Linked DNA regions of Homo sapiens: region 2 is linked to region 1. Evidence: chromatin loops called from intact Hi-C (ENCODE). Cell type or tissue: heart right ventricle. All regions are shown on one strand. Each heading gives the region's core, and the rest is flanking DNA. Links, peaks and the distances in the headings are about the cores only.

Evidence for each region. Peaks named below come from ENCODE experiments on the same cell type or tissue, not always from the same donor. Only the 100,000 strongest peaks of a DNase experiment are listed, where the experiment ranks them.
Region 2: a loop joins it to region 1, with 3 times the contacts of the local background. A loop is called at or near these places in 9 of 110 quality-filtered maps.

What each region holds. Positions count from the first base shown.
Region 1 is chr9:72,344,985-72,360,435 of GRCh38, reverse strand. It overlaps ZFAND5 (zinc finger AN1-type containing 5), which reads left to right. Exons shown (of 7, transcript NM_001102420.3): 4 at 215-326; 5 at 915-1,018; 6 at 3,380-3,505; 7 at 4,335-9,023. The coding sequence ends at 4,483. Among named protein-coding and RNA genes, the nearest start is that of ZFAND5, 12 kb to the left of the region's middle. In heart right ventricle, for the core only: no CTCF peak of the experiment used is centred there; a DNase peak (open chromatin) is centred at 8,699; H3K27ac peaks cover 2,887 bases.
Region 2 is chr9:72,807,543-72,822,993 of GRCh38, reverse strand. TMC1 (transmembrane channel like 1) reads right to left here. Exons shown (of 24, transcript NM_138691.3): 19 at 6,784-6,851; 20 at 1,913-2,152. Among named protein-coding and RNA genes, the nearest start is that of LINC01474, 59 kb to the left of the region's middle. In heart right ventricle, for the core only: no CTCF peak of the experiment used is centred there; no DNase peak of the experiment used is centred there.

The DNA.
Region 1 (15,451 bases), core at 3,940-11,939:
TCAGTTTTCTTTTTTGGGGTTATTTTGTTTCACACTTGTGTTCATTGGATTGACTTTTTAATATTTTTTGTTTGGATACTCAAGTATAGGATTACAGCACAGTGAATGCTTATATCACTAACCTAATTAAATGCAAGTATTTATTACTACGTCTTGATACTAAGTGAGTTTTTGTAGTGTTCATTGGTTCCTTACAAATCCTTTTTTTAAATAGGAACAGCTAGTGGTTCCAACAGTCCTACCTCAGATTCTGCATCTGTACAGAGAGCAGACACTAGCTTAAACAACTGTGAAGGTGCTGCTGGCAGCACATCTGAAAAATCAAGGTAAGATTGAACGTTTCAGAGTTTTTATGATATTACAAAGAAGAAATCAAGATGTCTGTACTGGTCCAATAATAAGTTAATAGATACCCTTGGCTTTGCAATCGAGGATTTCAGTGTCTTTTAATACATGACTCTTAAGTCATTGAGTAAAGATGTGTGTTACTTACACCTGACTCCCTAACCCCCTCAAGGATACTGTGTTGGAAATGCTGTGCTTTTTTATTTCTTTGTAATTGAGGTTTAGGGATTGTCGAGTGAGACTGTAGAATATTATTGGGCCAGACAAGGTGTTTTGGCAGAGCTGCCCTTTTGCCCTTAAACAAGTTACAGGCACAGCTAAAAATCCCTAGCTGGTTGTAAAATATGGTAACCTATACAAAATGCAGCCTCGAGTTCATGAGCCATTTATCAAACTTTTTTCTCAACCATTTGTGCTGGGCATCCAATTTTTTTTTAAACTTTAGATTATCTAGCTCCATTTGCTCATTTTGGAAATATTCTATAATTTAAAGTTGAACTGACAACTTATTCATTGTCTCAAGAAGTACCCTTAACACCTTTAAAAATTGTTTGCTTGAACTCAAATAGAAATGTGCCTGTGGCTGCCTTGCCTGTAACTCAGCAAATGACAGAAATGAGCATTTCAAGAGAGGACAAAATAACTACCCCGAAAACAGAGGTGTCAGAGCCAGGTATGTTTTTCATTTAATACTTGTTCAGTTCTGAATTTGATAGTGCAAGAAATGGCTGGTGGGGGGATTCTTTCCTTCCCATTGAAGGACCAAAGAGGAGGGAGAGCCATAAAATATAGGCCAAGCAAAGAACTACTATCTTTAAAAGTATCTTGAGTATGAGTATCTTGAAGTGTAAAATAGTCATATTTATTCTCAGTTTCTTCTCTGCTCATCCCCTGCACTACCCTTGTGCATAATGGGCAAAGTCTGTAATCTGGAGATTGGATGTGTTAAAAACTTGATGAAGTTAAATTTCAAGGGTATAAGGAATAATTTTATAACCAAAAGCAGTAACTTTAGTTTTGATATTGTCAATGTTGTGGAAAACTTTTAAGTAGAACAACATATTTGAACACTAGAACTTATTTGAAGTACAATATTCCTATCATATTTTGTGGGAGTTTGAAACTCAGTGTGGAAAGGCATTTTGGTTTTCATGAGATATGGTGACTTTGGAAACTTTGCTTATATAGCACAACCAGAAGTGCCCTGATGGTGGAAGAAGACTGACTTGAATTACCTGTACTAGGCCCTAGAACAAAAAGATTTCTGTGCTTTATATAGTGCACGTAGCTTATTTTATCAATTTGTTCTTTTTTGGCAGAGTGCTGATTAAATGCAATATAAAACTTCTGTTGTGAAAAAATACTGTCAGTGGTTATACAGTCTGCTTTGGAGGCTGGCTTTTGCTAACAGCAGTCAAGTTTGTTTATTGTATTAATCTTACAAAGTTAAGGCCAAATTCTCAAGTTTGGCAGGTGAATCTATATTTGGCATTTTGAAATGAGCTCCATCCTTAAACTGACCACATTAGTTTGCCCGTGATGCCTTTGTTTGGGTTTTTGTTTTTGGTTTTGGTTTTTAAATACAAAATTACTCTGACCTTGGAAGAATAGTCTTGGGTTAGAGCTAGTCTGCATTTATTATTACTTAGTAGGCATTCTGTGATTCACTGCTATTTGCCTTTTCTGTGTCATTTTCTTATTCCCCCTTCTTCCCTTGTCTCAGGAGCCGTAGTTCATTTTTCAGATGTGGCCAAAGAAATGGCTGACACCCTCCCTCTACCCCATACAACTATTCCCCTAGATTATTCTTTATCCTCATGACATCAGGATAAACATTAATGTTGTCACAGTAGCAGTAGGTAGAATATTGTTCGTTTAGTCTAATATTAGGCTATTTCTCCCAGTAGATTCATTGCTAATGCAATTGAATTATAAATTTGGGCAGAGTTTTAGAGAAAATTGCCATTAAATCAATCAGCTTGTTGTAGGAGCTTGTCTATATGCTAATAGCATTGGTGCTGGCATATTTGGGCAGTAATTTCAGCATTGCATACATAAATTTGCTATTGTTACATTTGGATTAATATTAAAACCTGAGTTTATAGTGTTTCAGGTGTAGTTGAATTATATGTAAGTAGATATAAATTTTGTTATTTTTGTGTTAAAGAACTAGTGGCAGTGTGGGCTTTAGTACAGTAATGTATTTTTTGTTCATTGTGAGAAATTTTATTGATGCCATGTGTACACTGAAACTTAAAGCCTTTTTAGGTGGAGAAACGGTGGGACTGTTTGTAGATGCTATCTCTGTCGATAGTGGATGCCCATTTTAGATAAGATTCTTGTTCTGCCTGTGGAATCCTTAATAGTTTAAAATCAATACTTCTCGAGTAGTTTCTAAAGACTGTTTGCCGATCTGTTTTTAAAACCAAGGTTTAAAAAAATCTTTCAAGTCTTCCTATGATGTTTAGTGCACCTGTGAAAATGGTAAAATGATTGTTTTGGAATTTTTGGATCTGACGTTGATTTAGGGATGAATGGTTTGAGTTTTATTTGTCAAAATTTGCTGTTTTTATATCTACAGGATTTTTTTTCCTATAAGCATAAAATCAAAGTTGGCTACTGTTATTTACTGTGATGTAATGAATTTGAACTGCCCTGATTGAAAAGTTTGCATTTAGGAAATTATAACGTGGAAAAACTGAGCATATGATTAACATCTCCCAGCTCTTTAAAACAGAATTAGGATTTTGTTTTTAGTACTGGCTGTTACCAGTGTTTTAAAGGAATTTCTTGAGTGAAGCGATCATTTTACAAAATTAGAGAAGCAAGTAGTATGGTGATTGGCAGGAATTTCTCAGATTTGAATCAAGTTCTGATGTTAAAATGGAAGATTCTGTTTAAAGCTTGTATTTTCAAGGAATACTTATAAACATTTTTATCAGGCATCTTCCTGTTTCTCTTAAATACTTCCTTTTTTGACTTAAAAATGTTAGCCAGTGAATGCTTGACAAATTTGTGTTTTTGTCCTTTTCAGTTGTCACTCAGCCCAGTCCATCAGTTTCTCAGCCCAGTACTTCTCAGAGTGAAGAAAAAGCTCCTGAATTGCCCAAACCAAAGAAAAACAGATGTTTCATGTGCAGAAAGAAAGTTGGTCTTACAGGTATTACAAAACACAAGACAATGTATGTTTTACTTCTGCAGTTAACAAGGAGCTTTTGGTCACTCCCTAAGAGACTAGTTGGTCTTACACATAAAAAAAAAAAAAAAGCCTGACTAGCTGTAGTCTAGGAAAGGTGGAGGAGGTGGTATTGGGGTGGAAAGAAGTTGGGTTTTACTTCCATTTGTCTCCTAATCATATAAAACTATTAACTCAGGCCCTCTTATTTTATTAGATTGATAAAAAGTTTTTGTATACCTAGGGAAAATGTTACTGAACTAACAGTAAGCGCCACCTACTTTGAGCTATGCAGGGAATGTTCTTGGTGCTTTTTTTCTTGTCTCCTTCAAATCTCAGACCTTGATGGTTGTTTTCACTTGAGGAAGCATTACTTAAGATATGGTAGGACTGTGTTTTGAATCCAGCTTAGCCTAACTCCAGAGCCTGTGTAAATTTTATCCTGCGTTGCATCTACAGGAGTCGATAGAGGGAGAGCATCTGGGAGAAATTAGCTGGCAGATAGCCCATTTTGTTTTCTCCACGTGGTTTGGCTTACCAAACACTTCGCTATTGCCCTTGCAAGGAAAGACTGAACATAGTTATTTGAATTTCTCACCATGTCAAAGGAAGTTAAAAGTTCCTTTTCCAGGTTAACGTGATAGACTCTGTAAGAGTTGACTGTGTCTTATCACCAGGAAGTGGAAGAAAAGAGTTCACTGTCTTTTATGTTACAAAGCAATGAAAATCTGGTTCCTTTTCTATAGTGACTAAGGCTTTTTTTTCTTTTAATTGCCTCAAGTTCTCAAATGACTCTACTTCTTCGTTTGTACAGGGTTTGACTGCCGATGTGGAAATTTGTTTTGTGGACTTCACCGTTACTCTGACAAGCACAACTGTCCGTATGATTACAAAGCAGAAGCTGCAGCAAAAATCAGAAAAGAGAATCCAGTTGTTGTGGCTGAAAAAATTCAGAGAATATAAATTACTTCTTGTGAAGAGACTGAAACTTTGTTTTTATTTTAATATATCGTAGGAAAACATTAAAGAGCAGATGCATGGCCATTTTTCTTTGATGTTCTCCAGAGTTTTACATTACACTTGTCTGTCTTATAATTGATATTTTAGGATGTTTGGGTGTTTGTTACAGGCAGAATTGGATAGATACAGCCCTACAAATGTATATGCCCTCCCCTGAAAAAAATTGGATGAAAATCTGCACAGCAAAGTGAAACACACAGATAATAGGAACAAAATGTAGTTCCCATGTGCCAAACAAAATAAATGAAATCTCTGCATGTTTGCAGCATATCTGCCTTTTGGGAATGTAATCAAGGTATAATCTTTGGCTAGTGTTATGTGCCTGTATTTTTTTAAAATGGTACACCAGAAAAGGACTGGCAGTCTACTTCTACCATAGTTAAACTTCACCCTCTTTAATTTCACAACATATTCTTTGGAAGCAGGAAGAAATGCTCATAAAGAGGATCAGACCTTCTTTCCCGTGAAACCAGTATTTGGCGCCATATATAAGCCTGGTTAAATTGGTCATCTAAAGCTGTCAAATAAGACATTCTGTGAAAGGTAAACATCGAAACTGGTTATAAGTAAAACCATCAAGCCAACAACAGGGTCTTGAGATAACCTTTGAAGCTTATTGTACTGGCCTGCACCAGAAGATGTCTGCATTACTCATTGCTAAAAATGTGTAGCACAGAACTGCACTAGGATTAATTTGTTTACAAGAAGAAATTTAAACTCTACGTTTGGTTTTCACATACAGCAGCTCTATTGAATAACATGCATCTGAATTTTAAGTTGCAAAGGTATCTGAATAATTTTTCATGTGCATCTTTTGTCGAATGTTTTGGTTCAAGAAAGAATGTTTAAAGCTTTTTAAAAGACTTCAGTTCTTAATGTAACTGTACCCTTCTGCATGGAAAATCATAACCAACATGGCTGCAGTAGACTTCTTAGTGGTATCCAGCACCACTTGCAGAGGGCTGCTTTATCATATTGTACTTGGGTGTAGGACTCTAGTGTTCTTGGGTGTATTGCATGGGCTGCATTATCTACAGCATTGTACAATAACAACTAGAAAAGGCAGTATACTTCACTGATGCTTGTCTGGTAATAATCACTTCTGTGTTATAATGGAAGGTTTTTTGTGATGTATGAAACTTGTGTTTTTTATATATAAATGAGTATAGTTAGTGTTGTGGTAATGCCTGTTTTCATCTGTAAATAGTTAAGTATGTACACGAGGCACTACTTCTGATTTATTGCAATGTTCAGTCCTAGTTTTTACTTTTATTCTTAAAGCATTCAGTTTTGCTTTCAATTTTATGTACCTTAGTTCTGAGTTAGACCTGCAGATGTGTACAGATAGTTCATATTTATGTATTGCACATAATCATGCTATTCAGCATTGATGCTATATTGTATTATGTAAATAATAAAAGCCATGTACAGAGGGAAACTTCACTTGTTCATTGGGTTTTTAAGCCATAGTTGGAGTCCTAAAGGGGGAAAATTAGAAAATGTTACTTTACATGGCTATATAATTTTTTTTCCTTTGCCATCGCTGAACTTGTTCAAGTGATAATCAAGAGATATTAGAAGCATTTGCAGGTATGATACCTGATAGGCAGTTTATTTTTGAAGAATTCAATAGGCACCTTTGGGATTAAAACAATTTTAAAATTTGAGAAAGATGAAATTTGAACAATTATGGCCTACCTCGCTTCTCCATGTTGTAAAAGATGATGTTTTATGACAATTCTGAAGAAGAAAGTAGGTATGACTTAGTTTACAAAAAGAGTTCTGTTTTATTTCTGTTTTGGGTTTGGCTCTAATACAGAGATTCACCCATGGACTTGGTCTCTGTAGCGTTTATGCCAGATCATAAAGAACAAGGGGTGACAGGTACATGTTGACTTTACCTGGGGTAAATGATTACCAGAGTGCAACTGTTGCTTCTCTGTGATGGAGTTTGGGGTGGAAATACCCTAGTTTTATCTGTCAGTTCTTTGCATGCTGCTACTTTTGCTTCAAGTTAGGGAGGTACATATGTATGTCAAAGTTCCTATACTGACATAGGGTAGTATTTCTCTGAATATGAAAAGTCACAATTGAGTTGAAAATTTAGAAGTTGAAGATTTAGAAGGGCAACTTAATTTTTCAAGTTAAAAATGGAAGTAAGAGTGGTATAGAGAAGGTAAGATGAGCCCTCGGACTCCATCACTCTGAAGGTCTGAGTAGTAGCAAGAGATAGATTTTTGTTTGGCCAGGCTGCAGTGCAATGGCGTAATCTTGGCTCACTGCAACCTCTGCCTCCTGGGTTCAAGTGATTCTCCTGCCTCTGCCTCCTAAGTAGCTGGGATCACAGGCACCAGCCACCACGCCCAGCTAATTTTTGTATTTTTAATAGAGACAGTTTCTCCATGTTGGTCAGGCTGGTCTTGAACTCCTGACCTCAGGTGAGCTGCCCGCCTCGGCCTCCCAAAGTGCTGGGATTACAGGCGTGAGGCACCGCACCCGGCCAATCAGTTTTTTTTGTTTTTTTTTTGTTTGTTTGTTTTACAAGAAACATTAAACCAGATCAGAACAAAGATTTGTCAGGGTTGTCCATTGACTGGGGAGAAAGGGAATCAGTGTGTAAGGCACCTGAGAGGACTCAGTTCTACCCAAATTCTTGCATTCAAACCTGAATGCAAGGCCATGAAGTCCTTTGAAATGTACAGATATTAAGCAATTTAATAATATACCATGTTTCCCTTACATAAGCAGACAAATATTTACACCCCCATGACCTGAAGTTTTGTTAGGCTGTGACCACATGAATTCGCAGTATAAATGGGTGAGTCCTTTTTGAAAACCTCATCTTCAGTGTGCCTGATCTGTAAAACTAGAGCCTCAGGTTTGATCCTAGGTAGGCTTCCCACAACGTGGGGAAAATTAGTTTGTGAGGGAAAGCTGTTTCTGAGCATTATGGCATAGTGATTAAGATGAGGGACCCTGGAACCAGCCCGTGATTTTGGGCAAGTTATTTTAGGTCCACTTTGGACTGCTTCATCTCTTAAATGAAGACAGCAACCACCTTCAGGAGTGTGAAGGTGACAACACTTAAAACTGTGCCTGGCACATTGTATTTGCTATTGTCTTAATGTTCTGGAATAATGGTTTCCATAACTTGGGAAGAAAACTTTGAGAACAGGATTGGTTACATCAAGTTGTATAGTGAAAAGATAAAGATTTGTTATTTAAACTTGCAGTTTAAAGTCATTAGAATCATTCTTTTCCGTAAGGCTTTCTTTGCAAGAGATCTGCATTAAATAAAGTTGCTAGGAAATAACTAAAATTGGGGAAATAATCTAATAATAGCAAGATGTTAAGCATACTATTATTGTATTTTGGGGGTTGGTAATAACATTCACATGGATTTATCAATACACACTGAGAAGCAAAGCCTCTCAAGCTGTCCCATATCCTCCATTTCAAAGGCACACATACATTTTAGGTAACTCATAATTTAGAAAGGTTATTTAATCTTTTCCACATGTAAATATTTGAATATGTACAAAGACTTGATTTGACTCTTGTCTGTTTTTGTTTTGTTTTGTTTGTTTGAGACAGAGGCTCCGTCGCCCAGGCTGGAGTAAAATGGCATGGTCTCAGCTCACTGCAAGTTCCGCCTCCCGGGTTCACGCCATTCTCCTGGCTCAGCCTCCGGAGTAGTTGGGACTACAGGCACCCGTCACCACACCTGGCTAATGTTTTTTGTTTTTTGGGTTTTTTTGTATTTTTAGTAGAGAGAGGGTTTCACCGTGTTAGCCAGGGTGGTCTCGATCTCCTGACCTCATGATCCGCCCACCCCGGCCTCCCAAAATGCTGGGATTACAGGTGTGAGCCACTGCGCCTGGCCGACTCTTGTCTGTTTGAATGCAAAGTTCTCAATAGTGGTTTTTGTCCATAAGTATTAACTTATAATTTTGGAGAGTGATAGGTATGGTTGCTGGTTGATTAGCAATAAGATTATGTAGCCTTAAACTAGCTAGAAGAGTTTGCATGGGTGAGGCAACAGGCTGTTAACAAAAAGAAACTGGAAATACAGTTTCCCCTGTTTGTTTCTCCTGTTTGTACAATCTGCTTTAAAAACAAGTGAACATGCACCATGTCAGTCATGGTGAATCGGCCAACAGCCAGCCCTTGCCAGTTGACATCACAGTCTAAGATGGGAAACTGGTACAGATAGACATGAAGAGAGCTTAGCAGTGGTTGAGGTGGTGACTAAATATACAGTCATTGAATAAATACCGTGTAGCAAATGTAAAAAAAAAAAAAAAAGTACAACAGAATACAAAAGTGCCATTTAATATTTTATAGCTATTTCTATGCACAAGTGCTGGTTTTAAATTTATATAAAAGCAAAGACTGTTTCTGTGTTTTCTTCCAGAGTATTTCTGTTACAGCCATAGAAGTAAAGTTAATAAATGTAAGACTTTTTTTGTTTTGTTTTGTGCCATAAATGTAAGACTCCATTTTGTCTGCAACTGCTAAGTGCCACTTTCCTTTTATTATGGGTAGGGATGTTGCTAAGGATACTTAAGTAGTTAAGAGCAAGATGAAAGAAGTTACAGATTATTTTCTAGTTGGCTAATCTGTGTTGAATACATTTTTTATGATGATTTTTATTGACACCACAGGACCTCAGCCTGTATATATTGATAATGTAACCAAAGCTGCTCAGGAATTGGGGTAATTTTTCAGTCAACTCAGAAGTTAACAGGAAATCCTTGTTACACATTCTTAAATTTTAGATAAGTGCAAGAACTATTAACAAAATAACATTAAGCACTTACCTTGTAGAGCTCAGGCATCAGCCAGGAAAAAAAATACAAATAAATTAGCCTAATGACCTCATCTTAAATACTTGTGTCTGGGTAAATTTTTCAGACTGATCTTGTGAATATAATCCAGGATAAATTAAAAATGTTGGCTGGTCCTTGCTATGTAATATGCTTCTGCCCTCTTGTCCCTTCCCATCACTAAAAATGTATTCATACATGCAACTACAATACCAGTTGACAAATACGATTTAGATTTTCTGTTGTGTGGTATTTGTCTACTATTATAGAACCTCAAGCATTTCTCTAAAGAAAACTCTTACACATCTTGGTGTTGTGGTTTCATGTCCACCCTAATGAGAAAAGTTCTTCCTTAGTAGGGTCATGTTTCCTGAGGAACCCCTACCCTAGATTTATCCCATAGTAGGTCTTATAAATAATATCCACATACTAAAATTATTTGGCTTCTAATGTTAAGTTTTACACTAATATTGTAAAAGTAACTCTACAGTCAAAAATTGTAATATTTAAATAAGAATAATCTGCCATCCGAGCCATTAGCCTTTAGCATCTGTGTTATATTTTAAAATGCCTGCAAAAATTGTCTATGCGTAAACAAGTTGTTTTTAGTTATACTGTGGCTTATTTGGTTGGCATGAAAATTAGATTGCTTTGCATATCTGGGGTAGCATAACCAGTTTTATCAGTGGCTAGATTATATCAGATGACAAAAATAACATGAGACTTCAGAAGTCTGATAAATAAAGTGATGATACCTATTAGAAGTGGGTGCAATCTATAGCCATCAAAATGTGATGCATTCATATTCAGGCATGGTCCTTTAGCATTCGAGTGATAGGCACTTTTATTTGAGTCTTTGAATGAAAGATAGGCTTTTAAAGTGGATTAAAGGATAGCAGTTTTTACTTGATAAGTTGGGACCCATGGTAACAGCAAGCATCCCACTTATAACTGGTGTCCATTCAGGGAAAAACAGATGTAACCATTATGTGACTCAATACAAAGAAGAAGATTACACTGGTAAAAAATACTAAGTGAAAAAAAGAAAAACTAGTAAAAAATACTAAGAGGATTACATTAGTGAAGATTCAGGGTGTGAAGGTGTGAAGTAAAAGGAGAGAAGATTAACAGAATAGGTTTACCTTTATTTGATCTCCTTACAGGGATCTATCTTCCATGGTGACTAATTCTCCTATTTTGGTGAAACTTTTCAGGTTGATGGATTTAAAAGAATAGTATAAACCCAAAATTTTCCATTTTAAGGTCATGATTTTATTTTTTACTCTGTGGTTCTTAAATACAATTTACTTCATTTTATATAACACCTGCCAAGAACAACCTAATAAACAAGATCTGGTTTAGGTTTAATAAAATTAAAATGTGTTTAACAAAACCTAGAAATGATGTGAATTTGCTCCTAGGAAACACTGAAAGCATGTGAAAGGAATAGCACTCCAATCCAGCAGTTTATTTTATTTGTGCTTTTTAATAATTGCTATTTTAAATTCTCTAAGGAGTTGATAATACATAGTCATTTCTATTTGGCTTTGAAGCGATCCAAGTATATATGTGGTTTGTTTTATAAAACAACCACAAAATACAGTCTCCCTATGAACATATGCAGAGTGGTCGGAAAGTCTTCCCACTCTCTAGGCCAGAAACATCATGATTGCTCTCATATCTGACTAAATACTGACTAAGACATCTCAAACTCTACATTTTGTCCAAACTAGAGGAGTTTTTGACAATTTTTCTGGACTGGGGAGGTTATTTTTCAAAGATCCCTATTAAATTTTAGGAATCAGAAGGGAATCTAAGAAAATTACTTATTTAATCTACAAACTGATAAACTGAGAACCTAAAGTATTGAAAATCATTAAATATTCTATAAAATCAATAATTTACCAAAAATAGAAAATGCTTAATTACTTCATTTTTATTTATTTATTTAGAGACAGAGTCTCACTCTGCCATCCAGGCTGGAGTGTAGTGGCACGATCTCAGGTCACTGCAACCTCCACCTCCTGGGTTCAAGTGATTCTCCTGCCTACTCAGCCTCCTGAGTAGCTGGGATTACAGGCATGGACCACCGTGCCCAGCTAATTTTTCTATTTTTAGTAGAGACGAGGTTTCACTATGTTGGCCAGGCTGGTCTCAAACTCCGGACCTCTGGAGATCCGTCCGCCTTGGCCTCCCAAAGTGCTGGGATTGCAGAGGTGAGCCACCACACCTGGCCTTAATTAATTCTTTAGAATGCTGTCTACCAATGGTTCTTGGGCCAACAGCCGTGCTTTAAATTCCCTACCAGTGCCTTCCTATATATATATATATATATATTTTTTTTTTGAGTCGAAGTTTCACCTTTGTTGCCCAGGCTGTAGTGCAATGGCATGATCTCGGCTCACCGCAACCTCCGCCTCCCGGGTTCAAGCAATTCTCCTGCTTCAGCCTCCCAAGTAGCTGGAATTACAAGCATGTGCCACCACACCTGGCAAATTTTGTATTTATAGTAGAGACGAGGTTTCTCCATGTTGGCCAGGCTGGTCTCAAACTCCTGACCTCAAGTGATCCGCCTGCCTAGGCCTCCCAAAGTGCTGGGATTACAGGCGTGAGCCACTGCGCCCGGCTTCCAATAGAATTTAATGTAGGCCAACATGTAATTTAAAAATTTCTAATAGCCACATTTTAAAATGTGCTATATGTACTATCTTCAATTTCTTAGAGCATATCTCAATTAAGACTAGCCACATTTCAAGTGCTCACTACTCATATGTGGCTATTATTACGTAGTGTATTATGCCATTCTTGTGTTGCTGTAAAGAAATACCTGAGATTGAGTAATTTATAAAGAAAAGAGGTTTAATTGGCTCACAGTTCCACAGACTACAGGAAGCATGGCAGCATCTGCTTCTGGGGAGGCCTCAGGGAGCTTTTACTCATGGTGGAAGGCAAAGAGGGAGCAGGAGGAAGAGAGAGAAGGTTGAGGTGCCACACACTTATAAATGACCAGATCTCACAAGAACTCATTATCACAATGACAACAGCAAGAGTATGTGGTGTTAAGCCATAAGAAATCGCCCCCATGATCAATTCACCTCCCACCAGGCCCACCTCTAGCACTGGGGATTATAATTCAACATAAGATTTGGGTGGCGACAAATATCCAAACCGTATCACATAGTACACTCCTAGACTGTGCTTAAAGCCTTCTTTAAGGACTCTAAACAATTGTCACAGCTAATCAAATCTGCCCAATGATGTGTAGCCCCTTATACGGAAGCCCCCACATTGGTTTGAACATAATACCTGGTACTGAATAATAGCATTTCAAACTTTAAAGTTAGTTTTTCAGCAGTACACTTTTTTTTTCTCTTTCTTTCTTTCTTTCTTTTTTTTTTTTTTTTTTTGAGAGGAATCTCACTCTGTTGCCCAGGCTGGAATGCAATGGCATGATCTTGGCTCACTGCAACCTCCACCTCCAGGGTTCAAGCGATTCTCCTGCCTCAGCCTCCCAAGTAGCTGGGATTACAGGCATGCACCATGATGCCCCACTAATTTTTGTATTTTTAGTAGAGACCTGGTTTCCCCATGTTGACCAGGCTGGTCTCGAACTCCTGACCTCATGTGATCCACCTGCCTCTGGGATTACAGGCGTGAGCCACCGCGCCTGGCCAGTGTTACACAATTTTTTTTTTTTTTTTTTTTTTTTTTTTTTTTTTTGAGACAGAGTTTCACTCTTGTTGCCCAGGTTGGAGTGCAATGGCACAATCTCAGCTCACCGCAACCTCCGCCTCCCGAGTTCAAGCGATTCTCCTGCCTCAGCCTCCTGAATAGCTGGGACTACAGGCATGCGCCACCACATCTGGCTAATTTTGTATTTTTAGTAGACATGGGGTTTCTCCATGTTGGTTAGGCTGGTTTCGAATTCCCAACCTCTGGTGATCCACCTGCCTCTGCCTCCCAAAGTGCTGGAATTACAGGCGTGAGCCACCATGCCCAGCCAGTGGTACATATTTTTAAAACTAAAGATCAAGAGCTGGATTTTAAAATGAGCTAGATGTATGCTACTCAGTAGAAATAAAATGAAACAGGCCTGTTAAAGCTGTTACAAGAGGATTCTCCTGGTTTACATCTGTGGGAAGCTATGGTATCTTCTGGGAAGCCATTGAGAACTGAGAGGAGCAAACACATTCCTGTATTTGACACTGGGCATCTTCCTAAGGCCTAGGCGTGCCACATGTGAGCAGGATAAGTGAGGCATTCATAGTTTCAGCTTTCAAGGAGATCATAAGCTAGTACAATGGACAAAAATAATCTTCTGAATTACTAAATTGGTCGTGTTAATTTTAGAACTGAAAAAGTAAATTCCTTTTGAACTTCATGAAGATCAATGGTCAGAATTTCAAAATTAATGTTGGATATTATTAGGTGTAGATTGTTACTTGAAGCCTCTTCTACCAGGGAAAACACATCTTACAAAATTTGTAACCATAGTAGGTGGAGAGTAAAGTTTTCCTTCTAGGGTGGGAAAGCAAAGGAGTAGATGGTGGTTAGATACTGGCTTTGAAGTTTGTGACTCAAAAACTGTGTGACTCTAGAAAAGTTACTTACTCTTGAGTATTTTAGTGCATTCATCTATGCAGACTTTAAGAATTAAAATGATGTATATAAATACATTTAGTCGTGGTAAGCACATTGTGAGGGCTTGATAGAGATTCAGTGTTTTAAAATTGGTTTCAGGGCCGGGTATGGTGGCTCACGCCTGTAGTCCTAGCACTTTGGGAGGCCATGGTGGGCGAATCACGAGTTCAGGAGATCGAGACCATCCTGGCTAACACGGTAAAACCCCGTCTCTACTAAAAGTACAAAAAAAAAAAAAAAATTAGCTGGGCGTGGTGGCTGGCGCCTGTAGTCCTAGCTACTCAGGAGGCTGAGGCAGGAGAATGGTGTGAACCCGGGAGGTGGAGCTTGCAGTGAGCCAAGATTAAGCCACTGCATTCCAGCCTGGGTGACAGAGACTCCATCTAAAAAAAAAAAAAAAAAATTAGTTTCAACAGGGCTAATAATCTCTGCAAAAGATTATATTCACAGATGTATAAAAGGCTAGATTCTGATCTATGGAGTGTAACAATTGGTCATTTTTTAATCAACTGAAATTCATTTGGTAGAATGGAAATGAAATCCCACCACTAGTTTTCCTGTGAGGCTGACAAGTCAAGCTGGGGTCCATAAGTCCCTGAAATTGCATGCAAAATTTGGTGTCTGTGTTTCTTGGTAGAATTTTTAAAGAGAGATCCATGACTCAAAGACCCACCATCTAAATGGCCTTCCTGTGAAGATACTTGAGCACTGTAAGAGAGAAATACATGTTACACAAGCCAAGAATACCAAATCTGCCTTGCTTCTCTAAGACAATATAAGAAAAAGAATGAAATACCTTTTCTCTTCTTTTTAGAGTCAACAACAATGGTTCCATGAACTGATGGAGAAAACACATGCCTCTTATTAGAGGCAACAACAATGGTCCATGAACTGATGGAGAAAATGAATTGGTGGGTCACAAATGTAGTCCTCTGGTTGGTCCTTTTAAAAATAACCTTGCCTTGACATTTAGTTTGCTTTTTCCTGATATTTCTCTCCCACTCCTCTCAAACTCAGATCAGGGTCTTAAGACATCATGCTTTACATGATGCATGTGTTCGCAAGCCAAGAAATATGAGTTTCAAGTGTGTCATCTTACATAGTAATTGTCTCAATCATGTAAGTCCAAATATTTTCTTATAGTCCTGGCTGATTCGTCAAGGTACTGTTCTGTGTAATGGAGAGAAACTAAATCATCTATAACCTACTATTTCCAAGGCTAAAATAATAGAGAAGTTCAAATTTAGTCTGAGTCTGTTCAGGACATCAGCACTTGTTTATTACTAAGTGTTCCCTCTTCTGCTGTATACTTTCTCCCTGAACCTGTACCCTAGTTTGCTATTGCTGGAGGGATGCCTTAGAATCAGTCTTTGAAACTCTTCTAATGTTTATAATACCTCCTAATCCATTGGATCCAAATATTGAAAATGGATGAGATTTTCCT
Region 2 (15,451 bases), core at 4,476-12,475, 460 kb before region 1:
AAAATAGTGATTTACATGCCATAATTTTGCCTAAGTTTGCCAATTAGGAAAGCCAGAAGAGTTAGGGCTTAAGAAGCTGAAATTGTGCAACTATTGTTCATGTCTAAGACGTATTGTAAATCTGAATGCATCTGTGGAGATCCATGTTTACATTGTGTGGTTTCCCTTACAGGCAGCTAGGGTCCTTTGCTATGTTTTACTGAGAAGGATCAACTTCCAATTAATAGCTTAATGCACACCTAAACTTATCCTGGATAATAAGTAGTGTGAATAATTTGCAATTAACTAAAGCCTTTGAATGGCATATTCCTTGAACTTTGTACTCTGAGATTGGTTCGGAATTTATTGAGACGAATGTCTCATCAAGACTGTAATTTCATATTTAGTCTCCAGATGTCACTGTCTGCATTATTTATTTCAGCCCACTTGGAAACACACACACACACACACACACACACACACACACACACACACACACAACGGAATTAACAGAGCTTCTCAACATCAGTTCTCTGAGTAGACAGAGGTCCAGCTAGTTTAACTCGATCAGCTGGCTTAACATTTTCTTGTTTTCCAGCAAAGCAATAACTCAGACTACTGTTAAGAGTGAAAATGTCTCTTATATACTTAGTCTGTCAGCAATGAACCTTTTGACTTTAATTAAATAACTTGGGTCTGACAACATAATGGAGGAATTATATGTGGGCATTACAGCATCATGCATATCATTCACATGGCTTTTTACAGTCTCATTTCCTTCACTGAAAAGGAGAAACAGCTCAAGTGCATGCTGGCCAGTGAATCAACATGCAGAGATTCTTGGGAGAACTTGTAGTAGATTCATTTCTAAGGCCCTTTAGGGAAAGAAACTTCATCCTCCAGATCCCAGGGACTTAGGTTTCTGATATGTGTCATAGAGAGAAGAGAGCTCTGTCATAGAGAACTGTAGAAATGTGTATCTCTAAATTGGATCAAGGAGCCGTTGTGACTCTCGATTCCTGACTTGAATGATAATTAGGAGAGAATATATATGTGGAACAGCCTTAATTTTTTTCACTAGCATGTGATATTTTGGATAACAAATTGGGTGGCCCTCCTTATGCTCATTAGTATTTAGTAATAATTCTCTTTCCTAGGTAAAGTGTGGGGTATTCTCTCTCTCTCTGTCTGTCTCTCTCTCTCTCTTTTTAAGGTAGTAATGCACAAGAGAAGTAGTGATAGCTGACCACGTCTGGATGTGACGGCCCAGAGTCAGGCAAACTCACATCCAGACCACTGTCATCAGACCTTGCTCTTAGCTATCCTCTAACATGGAAACAGCTCAGATTCACCATACATATTTTACCCAGGCAGAGCCTGGAAAAGTATAAAGTATTTTCTCTTTTATGATTCCCAAATGAGGAAATAGACAGAACTTGCCTAAGAATCTCCATGTCACCTATTGAACCTGAATACCCAAAGGATCTCATTTCTTTCTTTTTTTTTTTTTTTGAGACAGAGTTTTGCTCTTGTCCTCCAGGCTGGAGTGCAATGGCACCATCTCAGCTCACTGCAACCTCCGCCTCCTGAGCTCAAGTGATTCTCCTGCCTCAGCCTCTCAAGTAGCAGGGATTACAGGCACCCACCACCACACGCGACTAATTTTTTTTTCTTTGTATTTTTAGTAGAGACGAGGTTTCACCGTGTTGGCCAGGCTTGTCTCGAACTCCTGACCTCAGGTAATCTGCCTGCCTCAGCCTCCCAAAGTGCTGGGATTACAGGCATGAGCCACTGCGCCCAGCCGGGATCTCATTTCCACCAACCAAAAATGTCATTGTTTGGGGGGAAAAAATAGCTTATACAATGAATGACCATTCCCACCTCCACCCCCGAAAGAACACGATGCCTGAGTCAAATTTCAAAAGCAAGAGACCTGAATGGACCACAATCAAAAGATGGTGGGAGGGACACGATCATGTACAAGACAGGCATTGTGGACAGGAAGAGGATGAGCAGTAGCATGCCCAGGTAGAAGTTATTTGATCTGGAAGCTTTGAAGACCCTGGCCTCAGGAACATTGCAGCACATAACGGCCCAGCACTGGAAGTACATGGATGTATGGAGTCGAAGGATATTGATGCCTGGGAGGCTGGGAGCAAAGAAGGAGCCCATCCTAGAAAGAAAACAGAACTCTGCTCAGTTTTGAGTCTTTACTCCATAACAAAGTCACACTGCACCTGTTTATTTGACATCATGCTTCTTTTCCAAAGGCAGAAAATACACTGCCACTTTCAACCAGACAAACCCTTTTCATAAAGAAACTGCACTTATCTATTTCCAACTTCTAAACACATTTTGCCACTTTCCCCATTATTGTAGGAATTGCATATCATAATTATTTCATAGAAAGGATGCTGTAACTAACTATACCTACTATCATTAGTGAATTTAAACTACAACAGAGTAAACAATATTTACAATTGTTTTACTTCTTTCTTCTAATTCTAAAATAAACTTTCCCCAACACTTATATCATTGACTAATACACCTATAAATATAACTTGTTAAAAATAATTAACCCTTAAAGTCACTTCTTCTACTCAAAAAAACTGTACATTTGCATTAATCACTTCTGTCATGAATAATTAGTTTTTGCTTAATGACAGGAGGTCAAGGTTGCAGTGGGCCACGACTGTACAAATGAAAAAAGTTTTTTGCTTAATGAAAGAAAAAAATTAAAATAAATTTTCTCTTTCTGATGTTGATCATTTTCTCTTTGTAGGTGATATGGTGTTTTAAAGCCAATTGCAATGATGTGTTTGTGCCTCCTAAAATAGGGTTTTATTGAAAATTTATAACTAGCTTATAGGTTTTTGAGATGAAAATTCCACACATTTATTTAAATTTAGTTTATCTGTTTACTTTCTTACTTTAGCTTGTCTTGGGAATTCTCTGCTTTGTGCATCTGAGTTTTTATAAGCATTTTAAAATACTACTTTTAGGTGGGAACAACTTAGGTGTGGTCACTTTTACTTGATGGCTTAGTTGATTATTTCAACAAAATAAGTTTCACTCTTCTTGGATGAGAAAATTCATTAGCACCATAAATCAATATAAATAGCAATTTATTATTTCAAAATCAAAAAGAAGATATATGTGCACTTATTTTAAAAATGTAAGGGGAGCCCTGTCTTTTAAACTGTCCTATCTATAATGAAGCCCTCAACATTTATAGCTAGGTTTAGCATTTTGTACTCCCTGAATAGTTGTTTAGCCAATCCAACGTAAATTTGGTTCATTATAGAGACATTTTTAATTTAGATGAAGAAATTAGTTTCCACTATAATTGAACTTTTGCCAACCCAAAGTTAACTCATTTATTTGAAAAGTGGAATATTGTCACAATTTGGGCTGTCTTGTTGACAAGATTTCGGACAATAGATACGAATGATATTTTACCATAATGAATTGAACAAAGACTTTGTAGGAAGTTAAACTATTTTTTTCTAATGAGAAGACAGATTTTAAAACAATACAGTATACTTTTGTTACAGGACAGCAAGAGAGAGGGAACGCCAAAAAAGTGAGCAAGTAAGCAAGTGATAGTCCCAGCTAATGGGTTAGAATTGCAAAGCACTAGATTATACTCCCCAATACCAATACATGTTGATGTAATACACTTTGAGTCTTCCTAAAAATCAGGTGGTGACATCACTTGTTTTGGCCAATAAAGTATGAATAGAAATTAGGTCCTTACTGCTGGGTAGAAACTTTAAAAGTCCTGTGTGGTTTTCCTTCTCTTCATTCTCTGCTAGTGTGATAGCAATGTTTCAGATGGATCCTATTCCATCAGTCTGGGTCTCTAAAGTGAAGGTAAGTTCTAAGAGCAAAGCTCTTCTTCCACCCCACATTGAACATGTTCCTTTTATGAGCTGCTACGATTTTGAGGTTGTTTCATTGCTGCATAACCTGATCAATTCTAAAATATAATTTTGCACGTAATTCAAAATCGAGACTTGCCTAAAACCACATATATTTGTACCTATATACGTGCACATTGTTTGTATGTATATGCTTATTATTTGTGTATACATCTATAAATAAATTTCAAAATTTCAAAATAAGTATCACAAAGACATTTTAAACAAATAACTCAAGAGCCATAAGCTAGAAAAATAAGTCCTGGCATAATAATATCCGAATGTTAATGCTCATCCTATCTTTACTCATGCATTACTAATCAGCTCGGCTCACTAAGTCCCTTACCCAGGCATGATCCCATCATCTGTCAGTAAAAATCATTGTAACACTTTAGCCTTATAAAATTCTTTTCTTCCTGGAAGATCAAAGAAAATGAAAGCTTCTTTTATTTAACTCTCCTTATTACATCAGCGACATGTACATGTCAGGTAAATTATTCACATCTGATCAACTGAGAAAGTGAAGAAAAAAAGGTGATAAACCTGGCGGGAGAGTACCCAGTGAAGCAGTGTTGGAGCAATGTCCAAAACTCATTTTCTCTCTCACTGTGTGTTCTCTGCCATTTCTCAATATCCTGCTATGATAAAGATATTCTGTGCTTTCATCATTTAAAAATATTAGCACAGAAACTATCATGTGTATTTCAAAAAATAAGTGCGTAAATAAAGGTTACTAATCATTCAACCAAATCATAGCAAAATGGATTTTATCTATAAATGTTGATGTTAACAACATCTGCGTAAATAACCTCCACTACTCAGCGATTCCTAAAGGAGTAATTCAATATCTCCAGTCACAAGCCAATGGAATTGAATAAAACATCCCCGTACATTTTTAATTGTTTCTGTAGAAAATGGTTAAGCTCAGGCATTATATCCTCATGCTTCATAAAATAATGGAACGATTGTGTGTGAGGACCTTTGTGCAGAGTCAGCCTACTAATTTTACATTACACCTGCCCCACACCTCCCTCTACATGACATCCCCCTCCCTCATCAGCCTCCTAGGGTTAGGAAAAGAATATTTGTGCCAAGCATTGACGTGAAGGTGAATAATAGAATAATGGTCAGTTTGCTTCTGGAACTTTGGAAAGTGTGTGAATATCTTTGTATGCTCAAAAAACTCAATATTCTCTTCAAATTAGCCAGAAGCAAGCTTGACCACTGTCTGAAGAATTAATAAACAGAAAAAGACAGTGCAGAGATTTTGATAATGGATCTGCCCACGAGAGAACTGGAAAAACATGTTAGATATTTAAGAATTTCAATATGAACAATAGTGGACTAACATAGTTGCAAAATCAGTAGTGAAACCAAGCAGGACAGCCATTATAACAGCTTTTCTGACAATAAAAACAAATTTCTAGACCAATCTGTTGTCTTAACTCTGAAAGAACACAATCGACGTGCAGCATATGTCTGCGTGAATGGTACCCATGAGGCCTGAAGGATTTATGACACTTTGTGTAAAAGCCACTGATAGAACAGTGGTTTCTCATTACTCCCATAGCCGTGTTAGCCATTTTCTGCCATAACAGCAAATTGAACTCCAGGAAATGAAAGCTCAGAACCCACAGAAGCTGCTCCCTTTACTTCTGTGTCAGTAGACGTTCCTCGGGCCACCTTGACTTTCCTCCCTGCTTGGAAAATGTAGGATGCATTTCCTTCCTTAGTGAGTCTGGACATGTGAGTCATACTTGGAAAATTTAGAAAGGAAGGGAATAAAAATTAGATTTTTAAACCTACCTGACAAAGGAGGAAACAATATTTTTATAATATCTTTTCCATATTGATTCACCTAGTCAGGCACAGGAATTTAACAGTCATCCCATGGCAGGACGATGGAGCCCTGGAGAGTTGTCTTTGTGTGACAGAAGCAAGACGGTTTTAGCATTTGCAGAGGGGTCCGGTGTCTGTCAGCACCCAAAGGTTTAATAATTCAGGACAGATCTATTGGTACAATATATGAAACTTGTTCAAAAACTGAGTCTATACCGGCACTTGTGAATAGGACAATGGTATGGTTGGCAGCATAATATTGTCTTAGGCACATGTCCCCAGGATAAAGTAGCCTTATTGTAACTGCTTGTAGGCTGGAAATCTGAAGTGACAGATTTCCAAGACACATGGTCCCCAGATGAATCGGATGTCGTGATTCAGTTTTTAAACTCAAAAACGATTTCTACTGTATCGACTCATCTTAACCTGTCAAGTTTACAGTGAGAATGCTCTAATTTGATAAAAGATATGACAACCCTTCACACATCAAAAAAAATAATTCTGATGTGCCATGGCCCTATAAAACAAGTTACAAAATGAAGATCATATTTTAACTCGACCTTCCTAAAACATGCGTTTCATCTCGATAAACTATTGGATTTGATAAGGTATTATTTTTAAAAGTAGCTATAAGTTACATTTTAAATATATTTAGTAGTGACAACAAAATAAACTCGGTCTCTCGGAAAGGCCTTATGTTAATTTATTTCATACTTATCATGTGGTAATGTAATTATTAATGTTTTAATATTAGATCCTGGCGTCACAAAATATAAAAATATAGTCCTCAAATAAATCTGCTAACCAGAACACAGACTCCCATTATTTGATGAAGAAGTGCTTTGCAAAACAGAGAGACACCTTTGATGACTGACATTTAAGATATGAAAGAAAAGGAAACTATATACAGGCATCCACTTTGCAAAAGTAAATATGGAGTTAGACACCGATTGTATTCTCCTCTAACACCAGGATTCAATGCTGTATGCAAAAATAACCTGGGAGGCTTTTCTGTAAGTGATAAGCTGTCCAACAGCTGGCCTACCAGATCATGCCTTGGTTGAAGATCAGAGCGAGGACGTTGCCACTGATGTCGAATTCGGTGTATGAAGGCTAGAGGAGACACAATGTTCATTGGATTAGCGTCTCACATGGTCAAAACTGAAAGGCAAATTGTTCTGCATAGGCATGGCTAGGGTTTCAATTACTTCCCTTCAGCAACAATAGCAGAATAATCACTAGGATAAGTAACCAGATATAAATAAAACAAAGAAAGCACCTTTTTTTTTTTAAACACAGTGAGACTCATTTTTAAATGCTGTCATCCAATGCTATGAAAGTACAGCAAGACAGGCTCCCTTATACACTGCTGGTGACAGTAAAAACTGTAGCAACCTTTCAGAAAAACAATTTGACAGTACATATTAAAAGCTTTAAAAATCTTATTCTTTTTGATTCTGTAAGAAAACTTCTAGAATCTGTCTTAATAAAATTATCTGATGTGATGATAAACTTTAACAAGCAATGATGAAACCATCTAAGTGTTGAACATTAGTTATGTATATACAGTATATTTATACTATGATATATTGCAATGAATTACAATCATTTTGAAAGAATATTTATGTACATGAGGAAAACTGTGCTCTAATGTTAAACAAAAAATATAAAGCCACACATTAATCAACTATATGAAACTATGCACAAAGACTGGAAAATAATCAGCAAGATAGTCATACTTTATATGCGGGTGATGAACTATAGTTTTCCTTTTCTTTTTCAAGTTTTGCATATTAAAAATTTTTTCAATGAAAATGTGAATTAACTTTAACATAAAGTAAATACAGCAAAAGAAATATAAAAAAAGCTTAAGAAGTTACTCAATTCAATGTCCAGTCTCCATGTCTTGGATATTAACCTTCATGCTCAGGGCAGCAACACTAGGCTGTTTTTTGTACAGAGGAGCCACAAAAAACCAATAGAATGGAAGTGGTTAACTGTGATAGGGTGGCCCATCTAAAGGCTTCCTGGTGATGCATTAGGCATCCTAACAGGAGATTCTAACAATGGAGTAAATGCTAATTAGCAAGGGCAATAAAACTGGCTCTTATTTAATTTGGGATAGAGAATCAGAGGAGACTGACCAACTGGTAATAAGGGAATAAGAATGCAGTAAATACGAAATGAGAGGGCCAAGAAGACCACGAAAAAGACACCAAGACATTGGCAGGTTCCTAGCACTGCTCAGATCTTATTATCTCCAGGTGTGCTTCAGACCACACATATCCCCATAACAGCTCCCTCCCCAACACACACACACACACACACACACACACACACACACACACACACACACACAAAGATGATCCAAGAGAGCCTCTGTTCCTCCCAAACCCAAGAACTCAAAAATATATTTGTAAAAAGATAGAATTGGTTCCTGATTTGGAACTCCAACAAAACCATTCTCAATTTTCAAATGCTTGGCCTCAAGAGTCTCATGAATCCAGGCCTCAACTTCATCACTTTCCTAAAAGGCAGTATTACTCTCCTATTCAACTGAAACATAGGGACAATCTCCCTTGTAACAGATTCAGGGAAAGAAGAGCAAGTATGGCATAACAGGAATGGTTAACCCTCAAGGTAAAATGATAGGATGATACATAATGAAATAATAAAGAGTCCTGTGTATTAAACAGAACAAAGATGACCTGGATAACTGCAGTATCACTCTAGATACTGTTGAAGGACAGCTACAAAGTGTTTCGTTAGTTTGCCGACTTTCTAGAAGGGCAATGTTCACAAGAGGCAAAAAGGTTTGGTTGACAGTTTTTGTGCTGAAATCATCAATGGAAAAAAAATGTGTCCTTCATGGAGAAAAATGAACTGCTTCTTATCTGGAGAACATTAACTCTGAGTCTTTTTCCTTCTGGGGGAGTGCCCTGCTCTGGATGATCTTCAGCACTTTTCCCCTGGAGCCCTGTGTGATCACAGAACACATCTGAAAAATGCTTACTCGGTTGGCCCGTACCCATCTGTTGCCTTGGAACAGCCTTTCTCTGTCTCTGTTTAAAAATCAAATCTTAAGCCTTCGCCTCCTTAGAATGGTATCATGAGGTGGCCCACCAAACTACTGAACGTGGAGAAAACTCAACGTTTTAAATGCCTGTTTTCTTCACTCTCTCACAAGCACATAGAGCTCCTGAGGGTCATTAGAGATGAGACATTTTATAACTAGTTGACTAGAAAAGCATAAAGGACACCCTAGGGTCCCTAGCTTCCTGCTGTGTTTGCAGCAGGGACAGCTGGAGGAACAACCCCCTTGATCTATAAATTGGCCTGATGCACAGAAAGGATACAGGGTGGCCATACTGGACCAAGTGGATTTGTAGAACAGACATTTGACTGGGATTCAAACCTGCATTTTAGACTTCACTCTACCATTTCTTAGCTAGGTAAGCTGGGCAGGTCACTTATCTCATTAGGCTTAGTTTCCTGACACATAAATCAAAAATGAACTAGACCAAAGGTCAGCATACTATGGCCCATGTGCCAAATCTGGACTGCCACCTGTTTTAACAAATAAATTTTATTGGAATACAGCTATATTCATTCATTTATATATTATCTATGACTGGTACTAAAACAACAGCATTTAGCAGTTATAATAGAGACACCATGGCTTGCAAAAGCTAAAATACTTACTATCTAGCCCTTTACAGCAAAAGTTTGCCAACCTCTGAACTAGTTCATTTCTAAGATCCCTTTCTAGTCTAAAAATACGTTATTGGTTGAAAATTAGAACCAGTTATGAAAGAATTGCTTCTCTGTAAACACCTTAGAAATGGAATTTAACTTATGCAATAAACACAGAAGCTCTCACTTTAAAACTAAAACAAAAGAGAAGGCAGAAAAACTACACATATGTAGTATAAAAGTCAGTGCTCATTGTTTTAGAGGTAGGCTTTTATAAACATTAGGTTATATTATATTTTAAATTTTTAAAGCAATACTTTAATAAATATAAATCAATTTGCAATATATTTTGTTTGTCTCTAAAATAGAAAAAGCTCAAAGGTAAAAAACGGTTAGGGAAAAAGAAAAAAAAACAGATTCTCTTGAACTTTGAGATCATAAAATTATTTGAATGAGCTAAGTGTAATAAACTCACTAATGACTGCTCATTCCTGGTAAGACTGTTGGGGGCCAGCATCAGAAAAGCCCATGTGGATTTGGGCTAAAGTCCATCATAGTTGAGGGATTGGAAATGATGTTGTTTAATTTTTGGACCTTTGCTTGTGATGTGCTAAGTCAGTCATCCACCCAGAGGGAAGACATATGGTGCTCACTTGACAAAGAAAAAGCCTGGGAAGATCTCTTCTCTCTCTGCAAGTTTCATTATTTGAGGCAGATTGCCAACCTGTGGATAATATGAAATGCAATTCAGGATCTCAGAGAGAATTAATTCTGTTGTGGAATGAGTTGCCTGACCTTCTGCACATAAATCCCATTTCTCACAGCTGGAATCACTCTGCTTAGAGCTGCAAGCTAGTCTGGGCTGTGGCTCCAGAGCAGTGGCTTTTGAGTGTGGTCCTCAGACGAGAGTCAGCAGCATCACCTGGGAACTTGTCAGAAAAGCACATTCTCGGGCCTGGCCTCAGATCTACTGAATCAGAAATGCTGTTTTCACAGGTCCTCAGGGGATTCTGATGTATGCTCAAATTCCAGAAGCACTGATCTAGGACAAACTCTAGCCTCGTCTGCTAGGATGATTGAGCACTTGAGGCTTTGTACTTCAACCCTAGTTGAGAATAGGATCCTGTTAACTGCAGACAGATCCTGTCCACATATTCAAGGAACACTTAAAATACAGTCTGCATTGTCCCTGTTCCCATGTTCTCAACCCCTTATGGGATGCTGATGATTTCTTCCTGATTCTTTATCATTCTACCTTCCCGAACTGATATATAATATCTCCACGTTCCCAGCTAGAGAACAGTTGATCTTCTAATTCTGTATCCCAGTTCATTTGCTAACTCCATTCTACCACAGGTAGCCTGCCTAAGCCTATGAGCACTTTGAGTTCCAAAAGCCATAGGTTTAGTGTATGAATTATTCAAGTTTTGGCAGAATTTTTAAAATTTCTAGAGTCAAGCATTACGGTGTAAATTCAACATGATGGAAATTTGGTTGATGGCTTTGAAGGTGATGAGACTCGAGTTTCAGGCCTAACTCTACCACTAACCATTAATGTGTCTTTGAGCAATTATTTAACATCCTCTAAGCCTCAGTTTACTGTAAAGTAGGAACAATAATACCACCTCACAGCATTGCTGGTACGATCACATGGAATAATACATGTAAAGTATTTTGTAGAGTTTCTGATACAAAATAAGCAGTACATTGAGATGTGACATAATACAATATAATATGATTGGGAATCCACTAAGGTAGTCAGTCAATTATATGCCTCTTATTTATGGATAATCCTGAGCATCCTTCATCAGACTTTAAAGAAGTCTCCCATCGCTGTTCGGCTCTCACTTACGAGTGAGCAATGATCACCTTAAAAATACAACTGTGAACACCATGCTGAGTTTATTGAACATTCCCTTACCCCATCATGCCCTGAATCTAATTCTATTTCTTCTTGAATATTCTTTACTTGCTTTGCTGGTAAATAGTAAGAATGGTGTCAATGAAAACTGAAGTGAAGATAAAGATATTCTGCATTGAACTGCCAAAGAAAACCCAAAGTTTACAAGAGGGCACACTTTGTATTAAATTAGAGCAGTTAAAATCCTTCCTAGGGACAAACTATTCTACTCCTCATGAACTCTTCTGAAACACTGAGAACTGTGCTCAGAGAAGCCTTTGGAGACATTAACTTACATTACATTAACTTACATTGGTCTGGTAATCTGCTCCAAGCCAGTAATTTTTCCACCTTAGTTAATCTTCATAGGTTTGTTGTGATAACATTATGACCATAAATTTGTGTCTTGAAAAATATTCACAATCCCTTTTAACCCAGCTTACTCAGATAGAGCCAGTACAGAAATCAATACATTTAACATAACATTTTCGTCCAGAAGTGTACTTCATTGTCCTTATTATTCTCTGGCTACATAAACTTAGGAACCTCATTTCAATTCACAGATGCAATTTTTCATATGTTAAATACATGCATTACAACTGGTTGTGTCAAAATCCACCTAACTTTAGCATTCTATAGATCTCTGAATCTAATGCTGAAATCTGCAGAGTCTCTACAGAGGCTGTTGTAATAAAAGTGAATAGACTTTTTTAAAGCCCTCTACTGTGACTGAGCAATTCAACTCAGAGAAATTTATCATAAGAAAATAATTTGTACATCCACTATGATTTATCTATGAAGATACTTATGTACATGGATATAATTAAATGTCATCACAACACTTATTATCATAAGAATAATTAGACAGTTCAACTTAAAGCAAATTAAAAACTAATTAGATTAATTATACTACATTTGCATACAGAATATTATACAACCATTTAAAAGGTATGTTACAAAACAACAGTTAATAGCATTGGGAAATGATCAGTGTTAGGTAAAACAAATAAAAGCAAGTAACCAGTCTACTCTACTACCTGTTTACACACATATATACGTATACAAAAGTATATATGTGTATATTTATAAAAATCTGTTACTATATATAAATATGTAGCACTTGTTATCTAACACTATTTGATTCAACAATCCAAATAATTAATCTCATTAGTGGCAGAGATTACCTATGATTTTTACTTTCATATTAGCTTTGTTATATTTTCCAAATTTTCTACAATAAACTGGCATTATTTTTGGAATTCAGAAGAAAAAAATCATGTGCTTTGTGTGTGTGTATACATGCACATGCATGCATACAGTAGAAAGGACCATGATTTTATCTTTTATTTCTGACAGAATTCTCAAGTATGTCCTCTGCCTATCTCAGGTTGTCCTTCCCTTCATGACAGGTACTTTCTGAAACCATATTATTGATTAGCAGGTCTAGGAGAATAGCAGAGAAACATTCTTATTAGCCTTTTCTGCTCTAAAACAGCCTCATTTTAGTTTTTTTTTTTTTTTTTTTTAATCTATGCCTGGATTGCCCACACTATCTATCTCTGGTGCTCTGTCTTACACTTGTCCCTCCACCGGGAATTCTTTCTTTCATCTCTTGAAATCCTGATCATTCTTCAAGACTTAGTTCAAATGTCTCCTCCTCTGTGTCTGCATTTCTACTGATGCACGCCTGTCTCTCTCTCTCTCACACACACACACAAACACACACACACTTTCTCTTCAAGGGCCATACAATTGATTTCTCTATTTATATCGGGAGCTTGTAAGAGAAAAGAGTGGTGAAGAGTATGAGGAACTGGAGAATGAATATCCCAACTGCAGATGGCAGTGGTTTCTCAACTCCAGCCAATTTCTCCCTAGTGGGAATACAGATTTAATGTTGCCAGCCTTTCAAGAAAAACAATAAATCCATGTGTTTTTATGTAAGAGCTCTCATTTTAAAATATTAGCTCATAAAAAATGAAACAAAAACAAACACCACCACTGGGCATACCAAACAAAAATATCCATTAGCTGAATCTACCCTGCAGGCCAAATTTGCAACCTCTACGTAAGTCTACATCTTCTACATCCCTGTATTCCTTTATCACCTAGCACAGAGTTTGTTCATAATGGCTTGCACCTAGTAGGCCCTCACCCGTGTAAGCTATCCATTTGGTAAGTCAATGACAATGGGATCTACATCAAAGATTCGTCATCCATCATTAATGTTTTAAAACTTGTTTTGATTCTGACAGAGCTTTTTTGAGCCTTCCAAAGGTAACGTGGGAGAAAATTCCTTCTCTGTGACCTAAAACAGGAACTTGTCTTTTTTCCTGTACTTTCTACTAACCCAGGAACACTGTCAGCAGTCAATAAATAATAAATTACAGTCATTTAATTACAGCTTTTATGCATCCAGGTCATGTAATATTGACTTCATATTTGCACTCAGATTTTCTGCCACTTAAGAAGAAGGCAGCCAAGGGATAAAAGGTAAGTACAAGCCAAGCAATGGTCTAAGGAAGAAATGGCAATTTTTATGTCTGCCTCAGAGGAGCTGAATCAGGTAAGGAAAATAGAAATGAAACCAAGCCAGCTGAATACCTCATAGCAAAGAATGGGAAAGCAACACAAGAGCATCCTGTATCTGTAGCCATTACCTCACTGTCGTTCACCGAAGAGCATTACCTAACTGCTTTTGGCCAGTCCGAGGAGGCACTTTCAATGAGGGTGATGGAGACGACCTTATAAAAGGTACCATCTCAAAGTCAGACAGCCAGACAGATCTAGCCTGAAATCTTGAAAACAGTCCTAACTGTTGGACTCATCCAGAGACTAGAGGGCAGGAGATAAAAGAGATAGAAGATCAGCTATAAAGGATATTCCCTCACTGGTGAGGAGAGAAGCATTACTGGCTCAATAACTCAAAAACATTACAAACACTGAGACTCCATGGGCACATGCTTCGAAGGAGGCAGAGTTCTGGCAATAGACAGTGCTGCCTTGATGGTGCAAAAATGAGAAGGTTCAACATTCAAACAGCCAGCCAACACATGCTGCCTGCTACGTGACTCACACAGTTCAAATAAGAGAGGTCAGGGCCTCTATTTTCATAGAGTATTCTTTCTAACAGAGGGAGATAGACCATGAGTACATTTTACAAGAGTAATGTCAAATAGATGCACATCTTATGAAGAAAACAGAACAGTGTGTTGATATAAACAGTGCCTGATTGGCTACATTAGAATAGGTGGTCAGAGAAGAGCACTAAGGAGGTAACATAATAGCTGAGTCTTTAATGACAAGAAGAAACCAGCCATTCCTAGCTCTAGGGCAACAGCACCCCTTGCGGGAGAAACAGCAATTACAAATGCAAGGACCATCTTGTGTTTGAGCATAAAAAGCAGCCCATGTTTGAGCATAAAAAGAAGCCCATGTGAACTTTACAAAGCAAGAGCAAAAGAGGTAGCAAATGACTTGAGAGAGAAAGAAAAGGAGCAGATCATCCAGGGTACTGAAGGCCTAGAAAGGGATTTGGAAATCATTCTAAGTACTTGAGAAGCCACTGGAAGATTTTAAGCAAATGAGTACTACCAACCCCCCAGGTCATATTTTCCAGGATGACTGAGACCAGTTTGACTCAAAGGAGGACAGTGGAAACCAGGCAATGTGCTAATCACAGGGTGATGAGTGTGCTGTTGCCCTCAGACTTTGTTGGGGGACCTGAGGATGACCATAGAAGGAAAGCTGGTGATGGAGTCAGCACCAGTGTGGTTCTGAGAGACCTGAGCCATTGTTTCAGGAAAAGAAGCCGCCCCTGCCAGAATTCAGCTCCACCACTTGCCAGATGCATGACAGCAAACTAGGCCTTCCTTGAACCTTCTGCAGCCTCTTGTGTGTGTCTCTTTCGAGCTCTTATTAGACTGTGAACTTTGTGAAGCAAGTACCATATTTATCAAATCCTTTTATCCACCCCATCTACTGCACAGTGACTGGCATATGATAGTATCCAGGAGTTTAGTAGAATTCAAAGGCATAAATAGAATATGCAGTTGATATTAGCCATCTTTCCCTGCTTCTAGAAATGCTAGTAAACTTATAGGGAGAAGGTGGGCTACAG